Linked DNA regions of Homo sapiens: region 2 is linked to region 1. A link is a loop called in an ENCODE intact Hi-C map of the cell type or tissue named here. Cell type or tissue: Calu3. All regions are shown on one strand. Links, peaks and the distances in the headings refer to the core of each region. The heading gives the core; the rest is flanking DNA.

Region 1 (10,165 bases), core at 1,097-9,096:
GGAGGGCAGAACCTGCTCGATGTGCAGGTGCAGCACTGGGTTTGCTCTTCAGACAGATTCTCTGCTGCGATCGCAGGACTGTTTTATGATGGTATCCGTCGTGCTGTCAAAGAAGAAATCTTCTCTCATTGCTCAGTATACAAACGGCTGGGATTTCCACTGGCACATGTTCCTGTTTACCTGAAGACTGTTTTCCCCTGAACTCTGATAAAGTTCATTTGCAGCTATGTGCAGAGACAGGCCAAACTTCTAATTCCCAGCATGCTTTAATGCTCATATACTAAGCTCTGCTCTCAGCTAAGAGGACCTTTGCCGTGTAGAGGCTTTGGTGAGGAGAATCAGAGGTCGGATGGTAGAAACGACCAAGGAGTCTTGAGAAGATGTTCCTTCCAGAAGTTAGCAACCACCACCGGTTCCCTGTCCTGGAAGCTTCCTGCAGCTGTTTCCCTTCTTGTCATAGAAAACTGGAAGAGTTTATTGGAATTTGTGAGCAGTTTTCTGCTTAGAGTTCACAGACTCTCAAAGTGTATTTTGAATGCATGTGCATTTCTGCCGGATTCAGCTAGGTCCTATTTTAAACAGATCTGAGACATAATCAAAACAAAACGTATCTATTTGAAGGTATATTTGCTTTCAAAAGGGATGGGCTAGTAATAGTAGACTCCCCAGTGCATTTACTAGTGAGTCTGTTAGCTCTCCGAGGCTTCAAAACAAAGTGTGAGATGTGCCAGCGAGCAGGCACACACACACACACACACACACACACCTAGCAAGGAAAGAACACCGATTTTTCTTTATCCAATACACTTGACCACACACATCCCCATGAGCGCTTTTTCCTTCAAAGTCCTCACCTCAGGAAGCCGAGCTCTTCTGTAGTTTGACCGTGCTGGACAGCTCATTGTAGTCACTGCATTTGGCTTCTGATATCTCTGGTCGCTTCAGAAGATGAAATTCATCCTTAAAGGACAACTCTCGGTCTCTTCTGAGGATATCTGAAAAGCGTACTTCAGATTCTGAACCCAGGTGTTGACGGCTGCATGACTGGAACGGGAGCCTGTGTGGAAGGACAAACCTCTTCAGAAGGAGTGGCCCTACCTGTGTAGAGAAAGTCCAAGTCTGTGCTGTTGTCAGAACTGAGTGTGTTTGTTCCACGCGGGCACCTGTCCCCATCGATACGAAGGCTGGAGCCTCAGAGATGGAACGTAACTCACACGGTCACTTAGCTGGCTCAGTCGTCTCCAGGTACCTCGGCGCCTTCTGGACTGCCCTTGCGTTGGATTTTTCTGCCTTTTTTGACAAGTGACCCTTGAAAAATTATCTCACTTTTAGGTTTTCTTATGTCATCTCTGGCAAGCTGGCTTCTGGGTTACATGGCATTGGAGTGCTGCCTGCTTGGCCTGGTTTCATCGAAGACCAGTTCTTGGCTTTGTGGACTAAGCCCTATTCCTCCCTGAAAGGTGAGTGATGTCCCGTTCTTTCCTTCCTTGCCTGCCCCAAAGGGAAGACGATGCAATCCCGTGGGCACATGTGTCTCAGGATGAAGGTCCACGTGCTGACCAATATGTGCAGACAATAGACCACGCCTGTGTTGACACTTTTATTCCTCACCCACGGTGTGCGTGTGTTTCTGTACACCCTGGGTGCTGTTGCCCATCTTCAGTAGTGACCAATTTGTCACTAAACAGCATTCTGTTTGGTTTGCATGAACTGGCAGTTAAACTGTCCTGGTTTTTACAGTTTTGTCTCTTAAGGCCGACTGCCAATGTTTTGCTACCCCTTTGGTTCAGTGACAGCCCCCAGGGCTGTAGCGGCTGAGAAACAGGAGGGTGGAGGTTATATCCCTGGGACGTTAGCTTGGCAGGTGCTCACCCTCTGGTGTGTCTTCACCTGTACTTTCCTCAGCCTCTTCAGTTGTTTTTTTTTTTTTTCTTGAGACAGTCTCCCTCTGTCACCCAGGCTGGAGTGCAGTGGCATGATCTCAGCTCACCGTAACCTCCACCTTCTGGATTCAAGCAATTCTTCTGTCTCAGCCTCCCAAGTAGCTGAGACTACAGGTGCATGCCATCATGCCTGGCTAAATTTTGTATTTTTAGTAGAGACAGGGTTTTGCCATCTTGGCCAGGCTGGTCTCAAACTCCTGACCTCAGGTGATCCTCCTGCCTCGGCCCCCCAAAGTGCTGGGATTACAAGCGTGAGCCACTGTGCCCAGCAGCCCCTTCAATTTTTGAGGAAAATCATTAATTTTTATTCTTGGAAGAACTTCACCTTGGAAGTGGAAAAGTGAATTCCTATCATAGCCCACAGATCCTACCTGTGTCCTCAGTACCATGCTCTGTCCTGGGTGTGAGGATGTGGGCCAGAAATAAGTTGCCAGCATCGTTTCCACCTCGTTTGATATTAAATCATCTGCAGTAAGATGGGAGAAGCTGCGGTGGGCAGACATTTCCTTTCTCCCTCATCCTCCTGTGTTACAGATATCTTGGAATGACGTCCTTCCTCTCCCCGATGACATGTCAGGGTAGCAGGAAACCAGCACCTTTCCCCTTAGAGCTATTTCCTTCTTCCCCAACCACAGGTGTTTACCAAGTGTCTACATTATGGTGGTGATGGAGGTGGAGGATACATAAAAAACAAATAGTAGGGCCGGGAGCGGTGGCTCACCCCTATAATCCTAGCACTTTGGGAGGCTGAGGTGGGCAGATCACGAGGTCAGGAATTTGAGACCAGCCTGACCAACATTGTGAAATCCGTCTCTATTAAAAATATAAAAATTAGCCGGGTGTGGTGGCGTGTGCCTGTAATCCCAGCTACTCAGGAGGCTGAGGCTGGATAATTGCTTGAACCCGGGAGGCGGAGGTTGCAGTGAGCTGAGATCGCACCACTGCACTCCAGCCTGGGTGACAGAGTGAGACCCTGTCTCAAAAAGAAAAAAAAAAAGTCATTTCTTTGTTTTGGCCCACACAGAGCTTAGCTCCTCCTTCAGGAGTAAAGACTGCGTGCACCAAACGCTGATTTGTGTAACATCAACAACAAGCGCGAGGGCTTTCGGGGCCCAGGGCAGGAGGAGTGACGTCCTGCGGGGGCTAGGACAGGAACTTCATGGAAGGGTGGTCAGCACTGAGATGGGGGCAGGCCAGGGCAAAGGAGATGCCAGAAGCAGGGAGTGAAGAGGGAGTTCAGGGCCTCAGGTGAGGGCTCCTTTCCGTGCAGAACGGGCCAAAGAAACACATCCCAGACTCACTGACCAGGGAGGACCGAGGACACCAGGCCAGGACCCTCTGTCCCTCATGGAGCCATTGCCTACAAATGTATCCAGGAGACAACAGTGACACACATGAGATGTCCTTCAAGTGAAACTGTTCGAGATTCCCCAGAGGAAATCTTCACGGAGACCCCAAGAAGCGGCTGGGCCCAGCTTACCTTCATCCACGTCTCAGGTCTGGGAGCTGCAGACATAGCAGGTCAGGGCAGAGTAGGGGCTGACCTTGGTGTCCTCAGCGTTCAGGGGCGCGTCTGTGAGTTGTTTTGTTTTGTTTTGTTTTGGCATAGGCTCTGTTTTACACTTACGGACGGTAAGCCCATGAGACACCCCTGTTCTCAAGGGCGGGGACCAGGCCTGCCCCCTGGCAAGGTCCTCATGCTTAGAACTCAGCCGCTTAGCACAGGTTGAGTCTCCCTTATCCAAATGCTTGGGGCTGCAGTGATTTGGATTTCCGACTGTTTTGGATTTTGGCATATTTGCATAAGGGATATCTTGGGGATGGCACCCAAGTCGAAACCCAAAATTCATTTATGTTTCATATGCGCTGTCTATACGCAGCCTGAAGGTAACAGGTAACGTGTCTCCCCTCAGGGACGCTGCAGCAAGTGTGTGTTGTGCGCCTGAGTTTCGAGCTGTGCGTGGAATTTTCTGCTCGTGGCCTTGTGACGGTGCTCGGAAAATTTCCGATTCTTGAGTATCTCAGATTTCAGATTTTCAGGTTAGGGAAGTTTCACTTCTCAGCAACTGTCTGTGGACCCGAGGCCTGTGGTGTGGGGGCATGGAGAGGCTGGCACCTGCAGGGCCTGGTGTCCGCGGGGCCTGGTGTCTGCGGGGCCTGCTGGCCTAGGCCAGGGCTGTGGGGTTCCTGGGGGGGACATGAGTAGGATGAACTCAACTGATGTGCTCCATCAGCACCTGCTGGACATTTTCCCAAGAAAAGAGACCGGGAAGGGATGAGAGAAAGCATCCAGAATGGGGCAAGCGTCCCCTGGGGTCAGAGTGTGGACGAGCAGTGTCGGCCAACCCACACTGCACCCAGGCCAGCTGGCAAGGGGTCAGGTCCACAGAAGGACATGGGGGACGGGCTGCCCCTGCGTGTGGTCAGTGCTTATTCCTCAACTCAGAAAGCCTGGGGGACGTGAGCCCGGCACTCATGTGGTGGGCTTAGCCCTGCTGAGTGGTGCTGGCCACCTTATGGGGACTCTCAGGTGACTTCTGGGGTGCTGGGTGGGGAACTCCATGAAGAGTGGCTGGCCCTGACTTCTGGCAGGCCAGGCCCTGTGTAGCTGGGGTCCTGGGCAGGCCATCGCCCCCTCACCCCACAGGCCTTGCCCTCCTTACCCTGAGACCTGATCCCTGGCCGGCATGAGGACTGCACCCCCGCCGCCTGCCTGTGGATGAAAAATGTCTCTGATGTCCAGCTAGGGGCCTCCCTCGAGCTGGCGGCATCCTCAGGCCACTTCCTTAAGAGCTCTGGACGGCCCCAGGAGCCCAGCAATGATTAACCACAGCGTTCCTGGGTGTTCCCTCCGGGTCCCCCTCCCCCGCTCTTGAACTGGAGCCGGAAGGGCGTTGGGAGGCGGCATGGCTTGGAAGAACATGAGCGGGGCCCAATTCCAGTTTCTCCACTTTCTGACTCTGAGAATCTCTGGAGGAAGTTACTAAACCAAAGCTGCCCTAACATGGGTCTGTGTCGAAGACCCAGGGACCTGACAGTGGCAGAGACTCAGAACATGCACCAAGAGTTCGGGCAAACCTCCAGACGTGCTTCCATGGAAGATCCCGGGCAGCTGGGACTTCAGCGCCCCCGAGCTCCACGAGGGCATGGAACCTGCTTGGGCCTTTTCCTATCTCTCCGTAGGCACTGGGGATGTTTCCCCGCTGAGGTCGCCATTCTGCTCTTCCTAGCGGCCCGTCCTCCCCATGCCCCAGCCCGAGCACATCACTCCCCGTCCCCTCCTTGCCCCTCTCCGCCCATGGCCTGGGACAGCTCCTTGGGTAATGCAAGTCTCCTGAACCCTGGACAGAATGGTCAGGTTACCTTTGGGGCTCTCCGGGCAAGAACTCTCTCTCCCTGGAATTGGAGGCCTGTCTTCCTGGTGGGGCCCTGCCTGTCCCCAAGGCAGCATCTGGAGCCCATGTCTCAGAGGAAGCCCCTCCTGTGTAAGGCAGATGCACACCTGCACTTAAGCCAGGTGAGGGTCCTGGGTCCAGACACCTGCTTCCCTTCCTCACCTCCCGATTTCTATCTGTGGTCACAGAGAGAGAGAGGGGTCCAGGTTTTCCAGTTTTTGGGTTTTCCCCGCTAGAAACCTGGAAGTGAATGCAGGCTGTCCACAATTCACAGGTCTGGGAAGAGAAAGGCCATTCCACGTGGCTTTGCATGGGTTAGTTGTCTTCACCACATCCCTATTTGGTCGTTACTAGTAGATTTCTTCTGTGAGCGGGAATCTGGGGCTCAGGGGTCCTCCCACTTGCCCAGGTGCCTCACCGTGAGCTCCCGGGGGTAGACCCGGACTTCCTGCTCAGCAGGACCAGCTCTTTCACAGGAGGATGATGGCGCCCGACGGGTCCTGCAGCATCTCTTATCGGGTCTGGCAGCCCGGTCCCCTGGGGATGAAGGCTCCTGACTCTCACCTAGGGGCACAGCTCCCCGGCACCCCTGATTTTCCTGCTTTTCAGAACAGTCGCCCTCACATGCAGTGCGGGGCTCGTTGGACATTCTCTATTCTTTTCCCTGATAGCCTCTGTTTGTCCAGGGACTGCAGCCCTGTCCCTCAATACATAAAATGTCCAACAAAATTAATAACTTTCCTTCTATAACTACAACCAGATATGCTCTCACACCTGAACTTCAACATAATTTTACCTATACTCAATCTTTACCACCTGCATGTGAACCATAAACCAAAACACTGGATTCAAGTAGTCTCCTAAAACCCATCTAAAAGACCACTCCCGGACTCCCCGACTGGAGGCCTCAGGCTGTAGTTCTCAATAAGACTTCTAATAAAACTAACTTTAAATCTTTGGCCAGGTGCAGTGGCTCCTGCCTGTAATCTCAGCACTTTGGGAGGCCAAGGCGGGCGGTGAAACTCCATCTCTACTAAAAATATAAAAAATTAGCCGGGCATGGCAGCGTGCACCTATAGTCCCAGCTACTCGAGAGGCTGAGGCAGGAGGATGGCGTGAACCCAGAAGGCGGAGCTTGCAGTGAGCCGAGATTGCACCTCTGCACTCCAGCCTGGGCGACAGAGTGAGACTCTGTAAGAAACAAAACAAAACAAAACAAAACAAAAAAAACTAACTTTAAATCTTTAAAAGCTTATGTTTTTTTCTTTAATCAACAAAGGTAATATGTAGTTTTAGAAAAAATAGAGCCAGGTAAAGACCTGGGTATGCTTGGGGTAGTGAGATGATGCAAGCTGCATGAGGCATCTGGATGGGACCTTTGAGAAGACGCCGACTGAGCAGAAGGGGAAGCCGGGGTGTGTGTAGTGAGCCTGGCAGAATTCTGGGGGAGCATTCTGGGAGGAGGGGTGGTTCATGCAAAGGCCTGTGGCAGCGTGGGCTTGGTAGGGGTGTGCTGAGGGAGAAGAGGTTGGAGAAGTGCTGGGGCAAATCTGTAGGACCCTGGAGTCCACTCTGGGACTTCTGCTCTGACGCTGAGAGAAGTGGGGTCCTTGGAGGGTTTTGGCAGAAGAATGATCTGACTTATGCTTTAACAGGATCAGTTTGGAGCTGTGTTGAGAACAGATTCCAGGAGCTTGGATGAAAGCAGAGAGACCAGTAAAGCATGGAAAGATGTCTTGGACCTGGGTGGACTAGGTGGATGGGTTGGAGAATATCAGAGTGTCTGGTCGTGGAGACGTTGTGAAATGCAGACGTTGTGAGGTGGAGACATTGTGAGGTGAGAGACCCTGTGAAGTGGGAGACGTCTCCAGATGGGAGATGTTGTGAGGTGGAGACCTTGTGAGGTGGAGATGTGAAGTGGAGATGTTGTGAGGTGGAGAGGTTGTGAGGTGGAGACGTTTTGAGGTGGATACATTGTGAGGTGGAGAGGTTGTGAGGTGGGAGATGTTGTGAGGTGGAGACGTTGTGAGGTGGGAGATGTTGTGAGGTGGAGACGTTGTGAGGTGGAGAGGTTGTGAGTTGGAGAGGTCGTGAGGTGGAGAGGTCGTGAGGTGGAGACGTTGTGAGGTGGCAGACGTTGTGAGATGGGAGATGTCGTGAGGTGGAGAGGTCGTGAGGTGGAGAGGTCGTGAGGTGGAGAGGTCGTGAGGTGGAGACGTTGTGAGTTGGAGATGTTGTGAGGTGGAGAGGTTGTGAGGTAGGAGACCGGGCGGTTCCTCTTCACAAGACCACAAGGCTGGCTGTTGGCTCTCAGGGCACCATCTGCCGACACAGGGGCTGACGCATCTTTACTTGGGAAGAAGGACACACTGTGGGGGGTGATGTGGGGGGCTCAGAGGGGAAGGAAACACTGTCTCGAATGTCAAGGAGTTGATTATAATGTAGCAGAGCAATCAGAGATTCGCTGAGGAGACTGTGAGACGGAGCCCAGGTCCCGGGGAGAGCCGTGACTGCAGGGCCGAGGGCGAGGGTGGGGGTCCAGACCACGTGGGTCTTTGTGGGTTGGGAAAGGGTGCTCACCTTTAAACAGCTTTATTGAGATATAATTCACAATACTATACAATTCCCCCATTTAATGTGTACAATTCAATGGTTTTTGTTACATCGTTTTATTAACTTACGAAACATTTAGCAAAATATGGATAACAAAATTTGCCCTTTAAGACCATTTTTAAGTGTACAACTCCGTGGCATTAATTGCATTCACAACGTTGTGAAACCCACTATTTACTTCCAAACCTTTTTCATCACCGCAAACAGCAGCTCTGTACCTATTAGGGAAGACCTCCCCACACCTTCCTCCCCGCAGCCGTGAGAACCTCGAGCCCGCCTTCTCTGTCTCTGGATTTTAGATATTTCATCTGAGTGTAATCACGCAGCGTTTGTTCTTTGGTGAGTGGCTTCCTTCACGGAGCATAAGGTCCTCAAGACTCACCCGTGTTGTGGGTGTTGTGGCGGGATGTCAGAATTTCCTTCCTTTTGAAGGCAGAATGACATTCCTCTGTGTGTGGCCGCATTCTTCGCCCATGGGTCCCTGGATGGACACCTGGGTTGTTTCCCCGCCTTGGCTGCTGAGGATGCTGCTGCTCTGAGCACTGGGAAGGCTTTAAAGCCACGGAAACGGAAAAACGGAGTGTGTTCAGGGAAGCGCGGACAGATCGCCCGCTGGTGAGGCTCTGCGTTCAGGAACAGAGGGTGTTTCTCAGGTAGGAGGCAGGTGTGTGGGACACGCTTCTGCAGTCCTGCAGGGAGTCTCTGCAAGGGCCTGTGGGAAGAAGGCCCTGGCAGGAGGCCCTGAGGCCTCAGGGAAGAACAGGAGGTGCCTGGAGCTTTCCTGCTGCCTGCACAGGCACAAGTCCCTCCCTCAATGTTGGGAGAGCAGGGGACCTGCACCTCCCTCCTTCCCTGCCCGCTCTCCAGCCTCCTGTCTCCTATTCTCTGGTGCCCCCAGGCCTGGGGCTCTTAGTGTGTCCCTCCCCTCCCCTCGCCTCCCCTCCCCTCCCCTCCCCTTGCCTCCCCTCCCCTCCCCTCCCCTCCCCTCCCCTCCCCTCCCCTTCCCTTCCCTTCCCTTCTCTTTTTGAGAGTCTTGCTCTGTTGCCCAGGCTGGAGTTCAGTGGTGTGATCTCGGCTTACTGCAACCTCCGCCTCCTGGGTTCAAGTGATTCTCCTGTCTCAGCCTCCCGAATAGCTGGGATTACAGGCACCCGCCGCCATGCCCGGCTTATTTTTGTGTTTTTAGAAGAGATGGGGTTTTGCCATGTTGGGCAGGCTGGTCTCAAACTCCTGACCTCAGGTTATCTGCCTGCCTTGGCCTCCCAAGGTGCTGGGATTACAGGCATGAGCCACTGCACCCAGCCTGGGTCTCCACTTTCATTGACCCACCCCTCTTCTACTTGGCTCAGAAGACCAGGGTTGCCCCAGGAATTCCTGCCACATCCCTCAGTGTCCCCTCCCCGTCTTCTCTTCCTCTGCCCATGTGACAGGTCTCGCGTGTCCACCACGGTCCTGGGGTCCTGGCTCTCCCACCGTCACTCCGAGTCCAGGGCTCTCTGCTGTCTGTCAGAAGGATTTATGGTTGTAGGGGTGAAGGGACAGGGTGTGACACGGATGTAGCTAAAGGGGAGGAGATATGTTGCAAGTCCCACAGCTGTTCCCAGGGGCTGGGAGGGCATATGCTTCCTTTAACAGGTGCGTAGTTCACTCTTAATGCCCACTGTGCCTCGTCAATCCGATAAAAAAAAAGGCAGTTATCCTCCTAAAGACACTCTTGGAAGTGTGGGGCTGTCCCACTGGCCTCCCTCCTACTCTGAGATGGGATTTTCCGGGTGGCTTCCTCCGCAGGAGTGATTCTGCTCGTGCGGTTTTGCACATTCAGAAAAGTCTGTGTCTGTAACAGGCTCCACTCCTCTGGCCCCAGAATCTTAACTCCAGCTGTCGCCTGGGGCCTGCCAGTGGACCATAAAGAACACCTGTGGGGTTACTGCTCTCAAGACTTAAAGACAAGCAGGGAGGAGATGGTGGCTCTCACACACTGTGACAGGGAGCCACCTGCCGCTTACCGAAAGCCAACCTGAGCACCGTGTCCACACACCCAGCTCCAGGGATTGGGTGTAGCAACAGTGCTTGCTTTCCATCATCCCTCAAGAGGGAGTTGGTGCTGTCTGTTTCCTCATCTGCCTTTTGTCTAATCTGTTGGGCACCTTGGTGTCTCCACAGCTCCCGTCTGAGGTCACTCTGGGGTGGATCCAGTAGCAGTGATGCCCTGGG
Region 2 (10,165 bases), core at 1,294-9,293, 310 kb after region 1:
GCCGGGAGTAGGAGGGTGGTTACCAGGGGCTGTGGCTGTGGGGAGCAGAATGGGGACTGGGGAGACACTGGTCAATAGGTCCACAGTGTCAGTCAGACAAAAAGAACAAGTTTTAGTGAAGCATTGCATAGCCTGATGACTGTAGTTTATAATAATGCATGGTGTGTTTCAAATTTGCAAAAAAAAATTGATTTTAAATGTTTTCGGTTCAATTTGCCTTTTCATTAACGCACTTTGATTGGGTACCTCCTTTTTGGCATGCGGTCTAATTAGGGAAATATACACACATTAAAAAAATCATGAACCCCATGGTACGGACTGCACATTTTGTTCTCCCAAAATTCATCTATTGAAACTCTAACCCCCAGGGAGATGCATAAGGAGGTGAGGCCTCTGGGATTGGTAGGTTTAAAGGAGGTCAAGAGCCGTATGCAAAACTGGAAGAGTACTTGCCAGACATTGGATCTACCAGTGTCTTCATCTAGGACTCGCCTGCCTCCAGAACTGTGAGACATACGTGTTTTCGGTTTAAGCCACCCAGTTTGGGGTACTTTGTTACAGCAGCGCAAGCAGATTAGGATGCCCCGTGGAACAACCCAGGTTCCGTGGATGTCATAGTTAGGGAGTTCTATGGGTAGAAGGAGTAGAGAAGAGATTGCTGTGGCTGGGAGGGCCGGGGAAGGCCTCTAGGAAGAACAGGAAACCAAGATGGCCCCTGAAGGGTGACTGGGATTTCGATAAGTTGGAGAGGAGCAGCAAGGAAAGTTGGGATCAGGACCCACATGAACTCGGCATAAACACCAGCTCACATGGGCTGCGGTGTGGGGGAGCCAGCTGAAGGACATGGCAACAGGTTCTCTCCTATGGGACGACCTTGGAAATGAGAAGGGGAAGGCATATGAAAGGAAGAGTCAGAGGTGGTGGATTCTTCTTATTAATTGTTCCAAAGAGGGGTTGAGACCGTGAAGAGCAGCACATGGGGCTCCGGGAGGGCTGGGAGCCGGGAGAAATAGAAAGCTGTGCTGCAGCTTGCTCTGGCAGGTGGGAAGGATGCCAGGAATGGGTGACAGTCAGCTGAGATGCTCTCAAGGGAGCTGTGCCTGCCTCTGGTCATCCCAGTCCCTCCCGGTCAGCACCTTTGCCATTCTGCTTAAATTCTGCTTTTAAGAATAGCAAAATTCTTAAAAGAAAAAAAAACCAACTAGAGGTGAAATCAAGCTGCACTGCGAATCTGACTGTTAAGAATTTCAAAGACCCAGAGAAAATGTTACTGTGTGCCTTTCTAGTGGTCACAGGCTGACCACCCTCCGTGAATATGGGATTCTTCCTTGGCCTTAAAGAAGTGGAGAAGGGCATCTTTTTCATACACCTCAGGGGAAAAATCACCAAACCCTCAAACAAAACAAATCTTCCTCATTTCTATTATCTTGAAACATTAGCTTATTACTTTCTGGCATTCACACAAGTCACTGAAAACTATTGCAGAAGACTGAAACTGTTTAAAGCCACTTTCAATAAAAGTTCACTTAGCAAAACTTAAATATGACAGACAATTCCTCATGGCCCATTCCAAGCACATAGACGCTGTCCAGTGACAGGGGCCAGGGTATTAAGTGGGATTAAGGGTCTTAATTACACTAAAGATGTAAAAACGATTCATGGTTGGACATTAAATAGGAGGATTGGAGTGACATGGCACTCTCTCCATCCCACGGGAAGAATTCACTGGGGAGATCGAGAAACTTACTGGAATCTCTGGGCTTCTGAACTGGGGTGTCAGGTTAGTTAGTGCCATGACTCTCAAATCCTGAAGGCGCTTTTCACCAGGCACAGTGAGGCAGAGGCCACCCCAGCTTACCGCAGGAGTCACCACAGCCAAAGCCTGATTAGTGGGAATGCGATTTATCAGAAGTCCAAAGTCCAAACTACATTTTTCCCAGCTCTGAAATGACTAAGAGGCTGGTGCTACAAAATATTGTATCTAAAGAATACGATGCAGCCACTCTTTCCAGCTCAGCCTTCCCTTCTGTATGTCAGGGCACAAGTCCCTCCTGGTCTTGGGTAAGTCACAAAGCTTCTCAGAGCCTCATGTAAAATTAGCCACTCCCTAACATTTTATAAGGAGAGTTGAAATCATAGATGGTGACCCAAGGAACTTTAAGAGCCTTCATTGCAGAAATTAAGTATATGGAATTGCCATTTTTGTGGTCAAAGATGGTCAAATATGAGTGCTCCACAATGGTTCAACCTAAGGTATTTGATTTTAGTCACTAGACTCCTCTAAAAAGAAAAAAAAAGTGAGAATGCAGGTAATTTGCAAAGATTTTTACCCAAAATTGAATAAGCTCTCAGTCTCCATCAGCCCCCACTGCCATTTCCAGTTGGTCTGCGGCTTCCTGCAGAGTAGCTGCATTTATGGCCTTTCAGTTACTGAGGAAAGACCTGCCACATCAGACTTGGAAGGCCAGCCAGAGGTCACAGCCAAACACGGGGCTCCAGCCAGCCGTGTAGGTCACAGGGAGTTAGGGGTCTGCCCATGAAGCCCTCAGCTTGATGGAGCCCTGCAAATATGATACCGGAGTGTGTGGAAGGAGGTACACGTAGGAGGGGCCAAAGAAAGTCAGATTGCCGTGTGCTCATGCTTCCTGCCTTCTCCTCTATGGAGGTGGCCAAGGACACTGTGAGGGGGGCCCTGCACCTGCCATACCACCGTGGGCCTGGGCTGTGGACACTATGAGGGGGACCCTGCCCCTGCCGTATCACCATGGGCCTGGGCTGTGGACACTATGAGGGGGACCCTGCCCCTGCCGTATCACCGTGGGCCTGGGCTGTGGACACTATGAGGGGGGCCCTGCACCTGCCGTATCACCGTGGGCCTGGGCTGTGGACACTATAAGGGGGGCCCTGCACCTTCCGTATCACCTTGGGCCTGGGTCGTGGACACTGTGAGGGGTTCCCTGCATCTGCTGAGTCACCGTGGAGAACTGGAAAACCCACCTGTATTTTGGGCCACTTGTCTGCCTGCTTGCTTTGCTTGAGCTTGTATTTTAAAAGCTTTATTTCTGTAGCTGAAAACTTTCCTAGTGAAAATCCGAATCCCCAGGAAGATGACATTATAGAACTCTTAACAGTATCACACTTTTTATGGAAAGGATTTGGAAGGGATTAGAACTTAATGTTCTTGAGAGGGAAAAGGCACAGGCCTGGGATTTGCAGTGAATAAAAAGATAAGTTACCCGAATGAGTTCCCGAGAAAACTGCCCACACGTGGAGGCCTTCCTGCCGTGCTGCTGGTTTGCATTGTGCACCACGGGCTGGAGACGGCTCTTCTCTCCTGGGGTGAACACACCTGCCCTCCTCCCTCTCCAGCCAGGACCAGTGAGTGCCCTGCCTGGCTGTGTCTCCATCATAGGCAAGGTGCACCCCTCACGCAGAGTCTGTTCACCTTGGTCATTTCGTTGTGTGCCTGCTGGTCTTATTGCAGGACAGCCTTGTGTGCTGTGTGGGGTGTGTGCAAAGCTCTATGAGGTTGGCTTTGCACAGAAGTTTCACCCTCCTGGCTGCACATGTGGGGCCTCTTAGGGGCTCATGGCCTCCCTGTGCCCCCTTCACTGGGCTCCTCACGCTCGGCATCCTGAGGCAGAGCTTCCAGACCATCAGGACGGACACCAAGGGCCCTCGAGCGCGCACACACAATACCAGTTTATGGAGGTTTCAAAACCTAGGAAATGTTTCCATGCTGAGTATCTAATTCCTTCCACGAGTTCAACAGGTGAGGAACTGAAGCCTGGCCCATTGGAGGGAGTGGCAGGATGTGGACTCCAGGTCTGGTTCATCGATAGTCTCAGCTCTTCTTTTCACCGAGTGAAGCCCATTAACCAGGACCAAGGGCAGACCAACCAACACAGAGACAACAAACCATTGAAGGCACAGGAAGGATTGTTCCAGCTCCAAGGACTTCTCTCTCCAGAGCTCATCTTCCTGCTTTCACGGGCCTTCCCCACGCCTGTGTTGTTCATATCCACTGTTCTTGCCAGAACCCCGTGGTTCTGAATTCTCCTGATTCGTGCTTCCTCCAGGGCTCACCAATGGGCCAATATTTTCTCTTGAGGGCCACCTGGAGACATGCTGTGAGCATCGCAAAATCTCCTTCCCAGAGCCACGTCTCTCCCTTCTGATTTCATCTTAGATTTTTCATTGCTCCCATAATCTAGGGTTCTTGACTTTGGTTTCACAGTAACAAACACCCAGGAGGCTTTTGAAAAATGCTTAGACCTAGGACATCCCATGCCTGCAGATACTGACACATTTGATCCAGTTGAGGCCTTGGCCTCTGTGTTTTTTTTAAATTCCAGATAATTCTAACATGCATATGAGAACGAGAGACAGTTAATGTCATTGCAGGTTCTCAGTTTATTCCACTTACATCTTTAAATGACAGCTGGGTGATGTCGTCCAGAATTTATCACATCCAAATTAAAGGAAGGAAGCCTCAGGCACGGACTGCAGTAGTCCTTGCTGCCATTTACTGAGCATCTAATACACGCCACACAGCATGCTGCGTGGTTTACAGAGAATCTTATTTAAACCCTATGAAGCCCTGCAAGTTACTATTGCTTTATTCCCCCAACAGGTGAGGAAAGTGAGGCTCTCCGTGCTTAAGCGCTTCCTCTAATCACACTGCTTGTGTTTGGCAGGGCCAAGGCTCCTGCTGTTTGAATGGATCAAAAGACTGTGGTTTCCAGCATACGTCTGTGCCTCACAATCACACTGCACTTTCCGTCTGTTTAAATGAATGTGCCTTTAAGTCAGATACTCCCAGAGGCGCCTTTCAAGGGGCCCATCAGAATCCTAGGGAGGCTTTTCCAAACTGTACATGCTCAAGCTGCTCCTTGCCCCATCCTTGACGCCCCCTCCTTGACGGTGAACCCCCTTCCAAATTACTGTCATGGCTGCGGGGGCGAGAGGAGGTGTTGTTCGATGGGGCCAGCATTTCGGATTTGCAGGATGAAAAGGTTCTGGAGACCCATTACACAGCAATGTGAATATGCTTCACGCGACTGAACTGTACTTTATTTATTTATTTATTATTTTTTTTAGACCGAGTCTCGCTCTGTCACCCAGGCTGGAATGCAGTGGCGTGATCTCAGCTCACTGCAACCTCTGCCTCCTGGGTTCAAGCGATTCTCCTGCCTCAGCCTCCATGAGTAGCTGGGACTACAGGCGCCCGCCACCACACCTGGCTAATTTTTATATTTTTAGTAGAGACAGGGTTTCCTCATGTTGGCCAAGCTGGTCTTGAATTCCTAACCTCAGGTGATCCACCTGCCTCGGCCTCCCAAAGGACTGGAATTATAGGTGTGAGCCACCACTCCCATCCTCGAAATGTACATTTAAAAATGGTTATGATGGTAAAATTTATATGTGTTTTTTACCCCAGTAAAGAAAAACAAACAACAACAACAAAAACCAATCTTTAAAAAATTGCTTATATGAGCCACTACATCTTTTGGGGATGTGTCTTAGCATCAGAAGTATTAGGTCAGATGAAAGGTTGAACATAGGGTCCCTAAAAACTCTGCATGAGAAATTGGATATAATTGACCTTTCTGTCTGGAATAAATAAATTCTCAATGCACCTGCAGGAGATCATATTTTGTTATTAGGATAAAGTTAACAAAAAACTTCAGTGTTTACTGTCCCTGCCCGACGCTCATGGAAATCTTGGGAAAGTGGAAGAGCTACCCCCAAATCACCTGTCACTCTCTGCCTCCTCCTCCTGCTTGGAGTGCTCGCCATGGTGACTTAATGACTTAGCTGCAGGTGACTGACGTGCTCTACCCCCTGCCGTGTTTCCTGTATGTGCACCGCCTCCTCCTTCAAGATTTTAAGTTGTCCGAAAGAAAATGCTTCTCAGTGATCTCTGTTCTGCATTGCACATGTCCCTGGTACACACCCATGGGGTGATGGACGTAGGGACTGATATGACACTGCATTTGACCTGGATTTTGGATGGGACAGCAGAGGACTCAGACTTCTAAATCCTAAACCATTCTAGCTCTTCTTTCTCTTTCTCTCTCTCCCTTTCTCTCTGGCTCTATAAAGCAGTGGTTGTTGGCTGATTCATGGACACATTTCAGCTTGTAAAACTTAGAGTGCTTGTTCATTTTTCTCAAAAGGAGATGTTCTGTCACATCCTCCATTGTTATAAATCATGAGAAGAGCACTCGTCTTCACTGAAGAGAAGGAGAGAAGGCGAAATGGTCCAATTCTTACTGATGCTTTATTAGAAAGCCATGGTCTTCCTGACTCACGTAGTAGCCTCTAGCTGGAGAGACCAGTCTGGGCAGTATTTATTTCATTGTGAGGCAAATTAATTTTGTTATAGATTAAAGGAATTTTTGTCATTTTTAATGTCTTACTACTAGTACTTTATAAAAAGTATTTGTGATGATGTGGACATGCGTTTTACAACAAGAACAGCTTCAGTGGTATTTAATGGATAACTTATTACCAAGAAAAAATTCTTCGGGCCTGCCTTACCTTGTAATTCGTGGCATTATCTTTGAGTGTTTTTGCTGCATAGAAGGAGGCGTGAGAAGTAGTGGGGAAGACAATGATAATCATACATACTTTGCCTGTTGATCCAGAATCCCTAAGAGCCACTATGAGAAGAAGGGAGTTGTCACTTGTCCACGAGGGAGAAACAGAACCTGGCTTTCAGAAGTGTTTCTAAAGCATGACTCCAGGGAAAACAAATTGATAGTGACTTCCACAAAGTCTTAGAAAACTCATTTCTGCCCTTTGGATACAATGCAGTAAGTTCAGGTCAGCTCAGATCTGCAATAAGAAATGTTATTACCACATTGATAAGATGCCTCAAATTTCAGAAATAAAAATGACAATAAAAATTCACATCCATTGACCTAAATTGAAAAATGATCATCAGCTCTTTCCAGTTTCTGATGGACTTGCTCCAGGGAATCAAGGCTGAGTACAGGAAGCTGTCTCTGTGGTCCTCCACAGACCTCCGGAGTGTTTCCACGTCTTCCCTGCTTAGGAGCTTCGACTCTAAGTCAACAAGTTGAGAGGCCAATGCCCATAAAAATCAGGACTCACATATTTCAGTAAATCCGGTAGGTTTTTCTGCTCACATATTTCAGTAAATCCGGTAGGTTTTCCTGCTCACATATTTCAGTAAATCCGGGAGGTTTTCCAGCCAGGCTTTCTAACAGGAAGAAACACAGATCTTCTGAAAGCACTTTCTCCTTCCATCCTCCCATAAATGTGATTCTGAAACCCCTTCCACTCAGGGTTGCCAGGTAGAGAGAGCCAAGTTAAATTTGAATTTTAGATCAACAATGAATTTTTTTTTAGTCTAAGTATCTCCCATGCAATATTTGGGACATACTTATACTTAAAAGTATTTGTTGTTGATCTGAATTTCAAATCTAACTGGGTGTTCTTTATTTTTATTGGCAAGATCTGGCAACTCTGTCAGAGCAGACTTCAATCAATTCTTGGGACTAGCTAACTCCATCCAAACCTGGTGGCCATTAGATAGCAACTAATATGTTTTAGCTGTGTTCCCACCCAAATCTCATCTTGAATTCCCACGTGTTGTGGGAGGGACCCGGTGGGAGGTAATTGAATCATGGGGGCAGGTCTTTCCTGTGCTGTTCTCTTGATAGTGAATAAGTCCCATGAGATGTGATGGTTTTATAAAGAAGAGTTCCCCTGCACAAGCTCTCTCTCTTTGCCTGCTGCCATCCATATAAGATGTGGCTTGCTCCTCCTTGCCTTCCACCATGATTGTGAGGCCTCCCCAGCCACATAGAACTGTAAGTTCAATTAAACCTCTTTCTTTTGTCAATTGCCCCATCTCGGGTATGTCTTTATCAGCAGCATGAAAACAGGCTCATACAGCAACTGAACCATGCCGCTCTGCCCTGGGAGCCATGAACGGCATGACATAGAAACAAGGCTCCACTCTCCACTCTCTTTCTGGAACTTGAAAGAGCACATTCATTTTCCACTCACTGAAAGCTAGGAGTTTTGCACTTTGCCTTCATTTCTTTCAGCTAATTCTTATTCTAATTCTAAGAAGTTGATATTTTATTCCCATTTAGGACTAACAGGGAATAGGTGGAAGGACCAACCTCTGAACCTGTCTGTCGGCTTCCCACTCTTCCCTTCCGCTTCTCCCTCCAGAGAAGCCTGCCATAAAACTGGGGAGAAGACACATGGATAAACCAAGAGCAATGGAGAGATGCAATGTGAGTGAGTGCTGGCTTCAGGGCAGCCAGGCCTGTAGGAGGGACCAGGTTCATTCCCGGGCTGCCCATATGCCAGGAGGCTGCATGCCCCTGGCACCTTCTCGTCCCATCCCCAGGGCCCAGCTGTGAGCACCACACAAATGGCAGAACCCCCCGTCCCCCCCGCAGCAGTCTAGAAAAACATCAGAGTAGGCTAACAGAATACAACTTTGGGTAAAACAAGACAGCAAAAGATAGGATCCGATGACCTCAACGGGAGAGACCCTAGGGAGTCAGCTGAGAAACAGTGACCCCAGTTGTGCAGGAATTTCTAGAATTTTGTTCCTGAACGGCTGGACCCCATACATCCCCATGCACCACACCAGGGTGTTGTCTGTGGGTGCCAGGTTCCGAGGGGACATCACAGGTGTGGACACAATGCGGGTGTAGACATAGAACAAGTGGGGACGTCACAGGTGTGGACGTGGTGCGGGTGTAGACGTAGAACAAGTGGGGACGTCACAGGTGTGGACGTGGTGCGGGTGTAGACGTAGAACAAGTGGGGACGTCACAGGTGTGGACGTGGTGCGGGTGTAGACGTAGAACAAGTGGGGACGTCACAGGTGTGGACGTGGTGCGGGTGTAGACGTAGAACAAGTGGGGACGTCACAGGTGTGGACGTGGTGCGGGTGTAGACGTAGAACAAGTGGGGACGTCACAGGTGTGGACGTGGTGCGGGTGTAGACGTAGAACAAGTGGGGACGTCACAGGTGTGGACGTGGTGCGGGTGTAGACGTAGAACAAGTGGGGACGTCACAGGTGTGGACGTGGTGCGGGTGTAGACGTAGAACAAGTGGGGACGTCACAGGTGTGGACGTGGTGCGGGTGTAGACGTAGAACAAGTGGGGACGTCACAGGTGTGGACGTGGTGCGGGTGTAGACGTAGAACAAGTGGGGACGTCACAGGTGTGGACGTGGTGCGGGTGTAGACGTAGAACAAGTGGGGACGTCACAGGTGTGGACGTGGTGCGGGTGTAGACGTAGAACAAGTGGGGACGTCACAGGTGTGGACGTGGTGCGGGTGTAGACGTAGAACAAGTGGGGACGTCACAGGTGTGGACGTGGTGCGGGTGTAGACGTAGAACAAGTGGGGACGTCACAGGTGTGGACGTGGTGCGGGTGTAGACGTAGAACAAGTGGGGACGTCACAGGTGTGGACGTGGTGCGGGTGTAGACGTAGAACAAGTGGGGACGTCACAGGTGTGGACGTGGTGCGGGTGTAGACGTAGAACAAGTGGGGACGTCACAGGTGTGGACGTGGTGCGGGTGTAGACGTAGAACAAGTGGGGACGTCACAGGTGTGGACGTGGTGCGGGTGTAGACGTAGAACAAGTGGGGACGTCACAGGTGTGGACACAATGCGGGTGTAGACGTAGAACAAGTGGGGACGTCACAGGTGTGGACGTGGTGCGGGTGTAGACGTAGAACAAGTGGGGACGTCACAGGTGTGGACACAATGCGGGTGTAGACGTAGAACAAGTGGGGACGTCACAGGTGTGGACGTGGTGCGGGTGTAGACGTAGAACAAGTGGGGACGTCACAGGTGTGGACGTGGTGCGGGTGTAGACGTAGAACAAGTGGGGACGTCACAGGTGTGGACGTGGTGCGGGTGTAGACGTAGAACAAGTGGGGACGTCACAGGTGTGGACGTGGTGCGGGTGTAGACGTAGAACAAGTGGGGACGTCACAGGTGTGGACGTGGTGCGGGTGTAGACGTAGAACAAGTGGGGACGTCACAGGTGTGGACGTGGTGCGGGTGTAGACGTAGAACAAGTGGGGACGTCACAGGTGTGGACGTGGTGCGGGTGTAGACGTAGAACAAGTGGGGACGTCACAGGTGTGGACGTGGT

What was found. Peaks named below come from ENCODE experiments on the same cell type or tissue, not always from the same donor. Only the 100,000 strongest peaks of a DNase experiment are listed, where the experiment ranks them.
Region 2: it touches region 1 in a loop (4-fold over the local background); 1 of 110 quality-filtered maps calls a loop at or near these places.

Annotation. Positions count from the first base shown.
Region 1 is chr7:155,839,571-155,849,735 of GRCh38, forward strand. No RefSeq gene overlaps it. Among named protein-coding and RNA genes, the nearest start is that of SHH, 32 kb to the left of the region's middle. RefSeq lists an enhancer at 671-1,870 and silencers at 6,208-6,355, 8,316-8,516. In Calu3, for the core only: no CTCF peak of the experiment used is centred there; a DNase peak (open chromatin) is centred at 4,771.
Region 2 is chr7:156,145,427-156,155,591 of GRCh38, forward strand. LOC105375602 (a long non-coding RNA gene) reads left to right here and starts at 1,943. Exons shown (of 3, transcript XR_928249.4): 1 at 1,943-2,061; 2 at 8,130-8,276. LOC105375603 (a long non-coding RNA gene) reads right to left here and starts at 563. Exons shown (of 3, transcript XR_928250.2): 1 at 1-563. In Calu3, for the core only: no CTCF peak of the experiment used is centred there; DNase peaks (open chromatin) are centred at 1,865 and 5,845.